Regions from separate parts of the Homo sapiens genome. Here region 2 is linked to region 1. Evidence: chromatin contacts called from ENCODE Hi-C or POLR2A ChIA-PET data. All regions are on one chromosome and are shown on one strand. Each heading gives the region's core, a stretch centred on a gene start or an enhancer-like site at or near the end of the contact. The rest is flanking DNA. Distances are from core to core; before and after follow the strand shown. Region 1 overlaps LOC101929710 (a long non-coding RNA gene). Region 2 overlaps LINC01554 (long intergenic non-protein coding RNA 1554).

Evidence for each region. Hi-C counts contacts between places; a loop is a spot of excess contacts on that map. ChIA-PET counts read pairs that join two places held with the same protein, here RNA polymerase II (POLR2A). Pooled maps may share reads with other maps.
Region 2: a loop to region 1 is called in a map of MCF 10A, with 15 times the contacts of the local background. The contact joins two enhancer-like sites. A Hi-C loop is called at or near these places in 3 of 168 maps with a recorded cell type or tissue (MCF 10A, PC-3 and PC-9), 1 of 37 single-sample maps with no recorded cell type and 3 of 50 pooled maps. POLR2A ChIA-PET finds 5 or more read pairs at or near these places in 1 of 52 experiments (MCF 10A).

What each region holds. Positions count from the first base shown.
Region 1 is chr5:96,091,580-96,096,184 of GRCh38, reverse strand. All of the region lies in intron 1 of LOC101929710 (a long non-coding RNA gene), which reads right to left. It also overlaps a transcript of CAST not described here. Among named protein-coding and RNA genes, the nearest start is that of MIR583, 15 kb to the right of the region's middle. Within about 2 kb of position 1,969, at least 6 of the 41 ENCODE cell types and tissues checked have a DNase peak (open chromatin) inside an H3K27ac peak, as active enhancers do.
Region 2 is chr5:95,856,084-95,860,812 of GRCh38, reverse strand. LINC01554 (long intergenic non-protein coding RNA 1554) reads right to left here. Exons shown (of 3, transcript NR_026936.1): 2 at 3,832-3,935; 3 at 680-2,009. Among named protein-coding and RNA genes, the nearest start is that of LINC01554, 6.2 kb to the right of the region's middle. Within about 2 kb of position 1,837, at least 30 of the 41 ENCODE cell types and tissues checked have a DNase peak (open chromatin) inside an H3K27ac peak, as active enhancers do.

The DNA.
Region 1 (4,605 bases), core at 720-3,219:
ACAGTAAATGGCAAAAAGCTATTTCTACCTCCTTTTAGGGCAGCTTCAGAGGAAGTTTACTTGAATCACACCTTCCATGATTGAGATTAGGTAAAGGATGAAGTTACTGATAATGAGGTTAGGTCTTTCACTGTGGCCTGAGTACCACATAACCCATTCTGGTATCTTCTTCCATCTGAATAGCTGATGTCTACAAAATCAATTAAACTGGCTATATTTTGGCCAAAACAAAGAGGAATATGGTTACAGAGTTGGATCAACCTTGTCAACAACTGCTTTTTTCTGTTATTTAAATACAATCTAAGTTGCTAAACACTAGAATTAATAATAAGGAAAAGTTGGGCTCTCTTTAAGGATTTTTTTTTAATGTTATGTCTTTTCTGAAGATGTTTTCAGTGGGTCTTTGTCAAGAAGATAGGGACAAGGAAGAAAGAACCAAGGTCTCTTCTGGTCAAGGAATGTGATGATTCTATCATATTCAGATGCAATTTCTTTTTGGTGCCTAGCATATCTTCTTCAAACTTAAAATGAGGAGTATTGTTGATGATTTGCCACAGGTTAAAGTAGAGAATGTATCACCCTTTCATATAATAGGTCTTTTTTTTTTTTTTTTTTTTTTTTTTTTTTTGAAACAGAGTCTCTGTTGCCCAGGCTGGAGTGCAATGGCACAATAATAGCTCACTGCAGCCTGGAACTCTTGAGTGCAAATGATCCTCTTGCCTCAGCCTCCCAAGTAGCTGGGAATACAGGCACCTGGCTAATTGTTTTTTTTTTCTTATAGAAACAGGGGTGTCTCTATGTCACCCAGGCTGGCCTCCAGCGATCCTCTCACCTGGGCCTCCTAAAGTGCTGGGATTATAGGTGAGCCACTACACCTGGCCAGAATTCTACCTTAGAACACTTTTACAAGTGTTCTAAAGACAAGCTGATCAAGAAACCTTAATTGGGGGAGAAAAAACAAAACAGCAAACCACACCAAGTGTGTTTGCAAACCAGCATTTCCTAGAGCCATGTGGCTGCATTTTGGTCAAAATGCTGCATTTGCAAAAATGACTGACACAAGATACAGCCTAAATCCAACCATTTCACCCTTTTCTTGCACAATGACCTTGGCTCTGAGCCAAAGTCCCAAAAAGCAAGAAGAAGTTACCATTCCAGGCAGCTAAATATAGTAAGAGAAATGGAATACTCATTTTTTTCAAGGCAAGCAGGCCATTGTAAGAAGCAAAACAAGAATTTGGGTTTGCTGGATGATTTAAATAACTATAAGGAAGACTTTTGTAGCCTAATTACTTCACAAGAGCTAACAGCCAATGGAGAGTAATATGCAAGCCTCTGTATTGCTTGTTGTAATACACAAGTCCAAACCGTAGAGAACCAATGTCACGTAATTTAAAAATAAAACATGTAAACAAGTTGGCAGGTTTGCTGAGCCTGACTTCTTGCCCAAGCTCTTCACAGTAGAGTGAGGAAAAGTCATGATTTAAAGTCAAACAGCTAGCGTTCAACACCCAGCTCACTTCACCTCTCTCAACTTTTCTCCATATCTTTATCAGTAAAATGGGAATGATAATTCTATCTACCTCATAAGATCACTGAAAGTATTAAATATTTCACTACATAAATGTTTGCTGGCATTAGAAAGACTCGCAGCACAGCTCTCTTCTAAGTGTATCTTATTTTCAGCCTATATCAGGAGAAGGAGATATGGCAGTAATGGAATCAAATGTCCCTTGGACCAGAAAGGAAAAAAAAAAAAAGGTCACCCTACTGTAAAAGATTTGCAGTCCTTTGTGCCCTAGAATCTTCTTAAATTTCATCAGTCTCCTAGTGAGTATTACTGGCTCCCTTAGTCATATATATGAGTTAAACAATTTCTAATGCCACTCTCTCAATGCCAAATCTTTGGAAATTCACTGGGCATAAGGGGTGGATCAACATGACTACATTATTAGTCAGAGAACAAACATTCTAGGTAAGTAATTTGGTTTTCTCCCAAAGATTAAATACGTTTCCACCTGTGGAGACTAATGGGCTCCAGGGATCTTTTTCTGTGTATTTAACAACAAGATAACTAAGTGGCAAAGTCAATAATCAGACAGTAGGTGCAAGTAACCAACTAACTTCCTTACAAATAGTTTTTCCTTGAGGGAAATAAGGCATGCCTTTAAGACAAGGGCTCTGTAATCTGAAACATGAGGACAGGAAGATTGCCAACCAGGAATAGGTTCTAGTAGAGCAATCAGCTCAAACTCTAATCTTTGCAGGGAATGGAGTTCAGGACACAAACTTCTTTGAGCTTGGTCAGCCAGGCAAAAAGCCTAGGACTTTGAATAGTTTCTTCTCTCAATCTACCAAATCTAAACAATTACCCTAGTGATTTTCCCTTTGAAATATATTCATAGTTTCTTCTTCTTTTCTATCTGTACTTATCTCTCTCATTTTACCATCTCCTGCCTAGATACCCATGGGCCTCATAAGTAGTTTTCCAGACCCTTCAAACCCATACTGCCAAACACTGTCCAAGTGACAGTATCAAACAGGCCTCTGTTAAGATACGCTGTAGCTCAAAATGCAAGGTGCAGCTCCCTGTGGTCTCTAAGTCTGACCTCTTTTATCACACTTCTAAGGTCCTGCATAATCTTACAGCACCCTACCAGCTGGGCTTATTTTCCAGTCAGACTGGCTTCCTCGCCAGGCACCCATGAACACGCAAGACATGCTCCACCCTGCCCATTGTCCCTTCACTACTTAACAGCTGCTGCTGGCTCTTAGTGGAATGCCCTGCTTCTCCAAATGCACACAAAGCCATACTCATTCTTCAGGACCTAGATTTAACCTTTTCTTCCTCCTGCACTGCTCAATAAACATTTTCTCTGTACCATGTACTGTATCACTTAACAAAACAGCTGTATATTGTTCACCTGTTTCATATATGCCCTAGACTTGTCTCCATAACTAAATAAAGAATTGGGTCACCGAATGCTGATCCTCATGCCAAATATGATCCCAAACACATCTAGTTTGGTCCCTCATTTTTTTTATTTTAATTTGAGAAATGTAACACAACCCCCAGCACTGCCTATAGAATTTTCTCAATGATATCAATCTTCACACATCAATCTTTAAATTTTTTAAATTAAGAATAACAATATCTGAATATGTGTCAATAAAACCTCTAAATCTTGACTGTAGGAGAAAAGGCATTGGGTGAATTGGAAAAATCGCCGAACAATGATTAAGGAGATCTGGATTCTAGGCCCCACTCTGCCGCTAAATAGCTCTGTGATCCTAGTTAAGCTACACGGTGTCTCTCCAAAATGAAGGGGTTGGACTGGGTGACACTATGGTCTCTTTCAGCTCTTTCTATGATTCTAAAGCTGCCAATGTGGCATTAGAGCCTGGTTTGATCATGTCTGAAAAGTAGAATTTAAGAGGTTTTTCTTCCGGAAATAGAAAAGCTTCAGGGTCTTCCCTTTATAATCACAATATTAGTTAGGAAAGTTGGCCTCAAATTATTCCCCTTTATGAGATAGTATGTTATAGTAATCTTCTAGGTCAAATACAAAAGAGACAATGGGTTAATTTTCACTCTTTGAAAGTTATCATGTATATTTTAAACCAACTCAGTAATGGCCCATCTTAAATTTGGGTGTCATGAAGCTACACGATGAAGCTACATGAAAACCTAAGCCTAACTCAAGTTTGGAAGGGGAAGAGTTGAGGATGTATATTGAATGCCATGTTAGAGACCCAAGAGAATTTTATACATAAATCCTGAAAGAGCAAATGTTTTTCCTGCTTTCTAGTCAAATGTATATTTTAAGCAGTAAGAAATACTAACAAAATCTGCCATAAATTCCTGAGAATTTTTTTATTTCTTTTTATTTTCCAGTGGTCTTGAGGATAAGAGCATCGCTTTGAAAGAATAAAAAACAGAAAGCAAGTTATAATAAGGTACCTGTGAAAGATAATTTATAAAGCAATACATATATGCAGGAGAGTTTTCTAAGGGAGAGGAGTAGACAAGAAGGAAATGATGTCAAAGGGGTGTCTTCAAAGGATGTCAGTCAAATGAGAATGGTAAGTGTGTCACAAAATTAGTCACAGTGTGATTCTGCTTTGGGGATTTCATTCATTCATTCATCACTCATTTATTCATCAAGTGCTTAGGTCATGTGCTGGGCACTTAGGTTATGATAAAGGGAAAGACCTTCCCTGCAAGAACTCACCATCAAATGGAGACAGCCAAGGTCTGATTTGGTACTAACCCTGACTGAGTGCTCACTGTGTGCCAGGTACTAAGCACACCAACCCCACGAGGCAGGTGCCATTGTTATTCCTGTATCACATGAAGAAATCATGGCTTTAAGAGATTCAGGGCCAGGTACGATGGCTCATGCCTGTAATCCCAGCACTTTGGGAGGCTGAGGCAGGAGGATCACGAGTCCAGGAGCTTGAGACTAGTCTTGGCAACATAATGAAACCCTGTCTCTACTAAAAATACAAAAATTAGCTGGGCGTGATGGTGCACACCTGTAGTTCCAGCTACTCGGGGGACTGAGGTGGGAGGATCACTTGAGCCTGGGAGGGCAAAGCTACAGT
Region 2 (4,729 bases), core at 588-3,087, 240 kb after region 1:
ATTACAAGCACCTGCCACCATGCCCGGCTAATTTTTGTATTTTTAGTAGAGATGGGGTTTCGCCATGTTGGCCAGGCTGGTCTCAAACTCCTGACCTCAGATGATTCACCCGCCTGGGCCTCCCAAAGGGCTGGGATTACAGGCATGAGCCACCGCGCCCGGCCAGAATTCTTTTTTTTCCTTTCAACTACAATATGTTTTTCTGAGTGAGGAAGAAAGAGAATTTACATCACAAGGCAAAAAATACTCATAATATTGCATGCATCCATGGGAGAATATATTACAATACGAGCACCATTTTCCCTGGGTGCCAGGGGTGGGGCAGTTTAGCTGGAAAAGCTAAATTCTGCTCCACTTGGATTGAAAACGTTCAGATGTTTTGTTTATGTGTTTGCTTTCTTGCTTATTCACCTACGACATCTAATCCTTTAGTCTGAATAGTATCCAGTGAATACACTCCTGTCCCTCTCCTCAGTCCTCACCCAAATGCAGTAAAGCAAGAGATCAGCAGGGCAGCCAGAGAGCCCACACCAGTGAGGCCAGGAAAGAAAACAGAGCTCAAGAGGGTCCACATGAAGGTTTCCTTCCTTATCTAGTCCCCAGAGGCTTTTTTTTCTAAGTAAAACTCCCAAAGAACTAAAAACAAAGGAAACACAAAAAATTCAACGTGGTATAGAAATTTCGGTAGAAGAACTTTTATTGAACAGTAAGATTCAAGATTTCACCAGGTGAGAGGGGGAATTGAAAATTAGTAGAAAAATTCCAAGGGGACCAGTTAGCCACAACAAAGAATGGGGTTCAGGGAACTTCTTAGGGATGTATCTTCCCCTCAATACAGGTAGAGGAGCAGCATCAGAAGCAGGGCGTTGGAGAGAGGCATAGAAGAGAATCACCTTCTCCTGGCCCACGCAAGCTACCTGGTGTACCTTCAAGTTCAGGCCAGCTGCTGTTCCTGCCCGCTCTTGGAGATGAAAAGGTTTCCCATGCCCCCACCTCCTCCCGAGTTAATTCTCTCCAGGTGCTTCTCTTGATGTAAACCCAGGGTGCTATTAGCAGGCTCCTTGTTCTCTTGCTCAAATCCTTTCCAACCTTTCCAACCTGTGGAGCTCTGCTGTTTCTAATTTCTAACCCCCATCTTGTTTCTTTCCCCCAATATTGAATTCTGCCATAATCTTCAGATCAACTCTAGTTGTCTCCATTTTTTTTCTGAATGCTAAAACCTTCCAGCCGTCTTCTCTTCCACTCCCTGACCACTCACGAGTCACCTGCATTTCTTACCCCAGTCGTCATCCTTGTTTCCATGAACGATCCTCTCCAGGGCTTCCTGCCAGAAAAGTATTTTGCAAGTTTCATTTGAATTTCTACACAGTATAATTCTGAACATGTAAATAATATATAAAGTCAACCTATGTTTGGAGCTAAGAGTGACAACAATCTCTCACACTACAGATCCGTCCCAAATTGGTAATGCCCTAAAAATGCTAATAAAAATAAGGTGCTTGTGAAATACTCAAATCCCTTCAGTTAGTACAAAAACAACTGGTGACCTAAAAATTCAAGGAATGGCCCAGAGTAAAGGGAAATGTAATGTTGACTCTGGTTTACAGAAAGTGAATCTGAGTCATGGCAGATCCTGAAATTTCACATGAACTCATTCTGCCTGTAAATGCCCCAGCATCAATAGTGAGCAAACGTGCATTCTGGCCAGCCAGGCAGAAGCACTTTGTTTTCCATTGTGCGGTGACGCCAGATCCCCATTGCTTCTGACAAAGGCCCTCGTCAAGCCTGTGTGTCATCGTTTGCGTTTGCCACAGCTGCAGCGGGGTGCGCGCAGACCCACTTCCCGACTGCTCATCAACCGACCTCCCTGGGGCCGAGAGGCAAGCCGGGTCCGCGCGGGGTGCAGCGCCACCTGCTGGAATTCATGCGATGGAGCAGCAGCCTGAAGTGGCTGCGGAGTCCAGAAGTCCTGTCCTTGAGGTTTGCTTTCAGACAACGGCCAGTCCTGACTGCAAGAACAAAAACACTAGCAGAAATATGCACCCGTTACGCAAACCAGCCCTTAAGGCTGCACATGATCCTTTCCCCACTACAGAATGTGGTGTGGCGTGTATATGTGCACCAGTGAGTATGTGGGGGGAGAGGGGGTACACCCATTTGTGGTGGGGGGGGTATAATGTGGTGTGTTCATGTGCGGTGTCTGTGCATGACCTCTCAAAGGTAGGAAAAGTGGCATCGTCGTCATACTCCTTGTTGGATTGGTAAGGAATTGTTCAGTTGACAGAGATTTTGATATAACTTGTTCCATTTATTTCCTCGCTACGCCGTTCAAGTAGATAAAACGTTCTCGACCAAATGAATTGCCAGTGCTCTGGCTCTCTAGAAGAATTACTCATGACCTAACCACGCTGGAGGCTGACAGCTAACTAATGATCTTTCCCTCTTTTCAAAAGACTTTGCCCATATGGGAACAAAGACTGTCATGATCCCCCAGCCAGGCAGGGCTGGCCCTGGGCTTGGAGGAGGCGATGAAGTAAGACACAGGCAGCTATGGGAAGAAGTCAACCACTTCCACGAGGCCAATTGTGGGTGTCTCAGGAAACAGACAAGTTGCGAGTCTATGTTTTTGCCAGATCCTCTGCCCCTTTAGAGACGTGCTCGCATGTCACATGCGTGAGGCAACTTTCCGTGCCTAGGAGGTTACTGACTTAAACCCAGGGACACTTGTTGAAGTGGGAGGCCTGACAGACAAAGGCAAAGGTGTTTGATGAATGGCTCTGCTGGCTGGTGATGTGGAAGTGTTTGCTGACAGTTCGAGAAACACCAGGGAGCCAACAGATTAAGTGTTCTGTATTTTCCTGGCTACTAAATAATAACTACAGTTTCCTGAGGGTTTACTCATGCCAGGCAGAAGGCTAAGTGCTTTACCTTTGTTTTTTTGTTCATGAAATCCTCAAAACTGCTCTATAAGCCATGCACTATGATCAGCCCTGCTTTCCCGATGAGGAAACTGAGGCCCAGAGGGGTAAGTTCCCTGCCTAAGGTTACACAGCTCAGGAGTAAGGGGAGGACTCAGGTCTCTGCGGGCCAAAGGCCAGGCTCCTGATGCTGACCCTCCTGCTTCCCTGCCATTAGTGCCCTGCGAGGCCCGGACCTGCCCTCTATTTTCCCGCTCATTTTAGGGCCACAGTGACTCACCAGCCATGTGCCCATACCACTCATTTTCACAGAGCCCTGGAGTATGAGAGCAGGGCTTGAGGAAAGAGCTTTCGTTCACTTTGTTTTGAGCCAGGACAACAGACTGGGAAGTGGTTGGAACACACAGTTCTGGGTCAGAGGTCAGAGAACAGACAGGACTCCAAAGGCTAAAACAAACAAGATTTCTCACAGCAGCTCTGGCCGCGTTGAGACCCACGGGCTGGGGCTGGCCAGTCTGTCCCCACGTGGGATAGACTGTGTCCAGAAGGGTGGCCTGGCCTGCTCCTGGCTAGAGCAGATGAGGAAACCACTGTCCTGGATTCAGCTCCCAGTTCTGCCACATTCCAGCTGAGGGCCTGTGGGACAGTCGTGAAGAGCCACATATGGCAATGTCATCTCTCAGGAACCCAAGACGCCAAGGCCCCTCACTGTAATGTGGCAATAACGCCAGCTAGCATGCAGAACTGTTGTGGGGTAATGAATGGAAGCTAATGTATGAGAAGGAGCTGTTACACTCCAGGACTCTAGATACCAAATTTTATGGTTATCAGTTTCACAGCAAAAAAAAAAAAAAAAAAAAAAGAAAGTACTCTTATTCTCAAATTATTCTTATTAGTTCTGGTGTGCACTTACATGAGAAATGGCAAAGGGATATTCTGCTTGCAGTCTTTTGCCCTCTGGCAAAAACTTTCCAGACAGGGTGTCATCGTGTGCAGCTTCCGTGATGCAGTTTGATCCTGATAGGTAACAAGAGTGACACGTTTTATCAGAATCTTTTTACATGGCTCAAGGTCACTTCCACCGACACCAGTGCTATTAATATTTCCCCCATTAAGCCAACCCGTCCTAAGAGCCAAAGAGAATACCATAGTTCCAGGTTTCGGTTTGAAGGTGCTGATGGATGAGAGTAGAAGGGAGTGAATGAGGAAGCCCAGACCTTCCTGCAGGAGCAGGGAAGCAAGACCCAGGCCAGCACTGCCCACCCCCCAATAGCCTTCCCAAGGGTGAGGGGCAGCCATGCGGAAACTGGCACTCACTAGGCCAAGACAGCACAGGCCTCCAACCTTCAGACAAAAGCCTTTTGTCTGGGAGGTGCTGGGGGACACCACACAATGCTGTTTCTTTCTAAATTATTTTTTTCCCCTGAATGCTATCTAGATCCTGGAAATCTATTTCCATGAAATGATTTTAAAATATCCTATATGATAATTGAACGCTTGTCATCAACATGAATGTCCAACATTAGGGGCATGGTTAAGTATAGAATGTTGTATCCCATGATGTTTATAAGAGTTTATAAACATGTGGAGGAAGGGTACAATAGCATAAAGGAAGGCTTGTGTTAGGCTCACATATGAAAAATAAAGAAACAAGAAAAAAAGCTGCAGGCAGGAGTGTACAATGGTAGGAGCTGACGGTACAAAAGATAAATGCTGAAACTATTCTGTAGGATACTGAAATGATGGATACTGACCTGCATTCGTCAAAACCCACAGAACTGTACAACACAGAGAATAAACCTTAAAGTAAA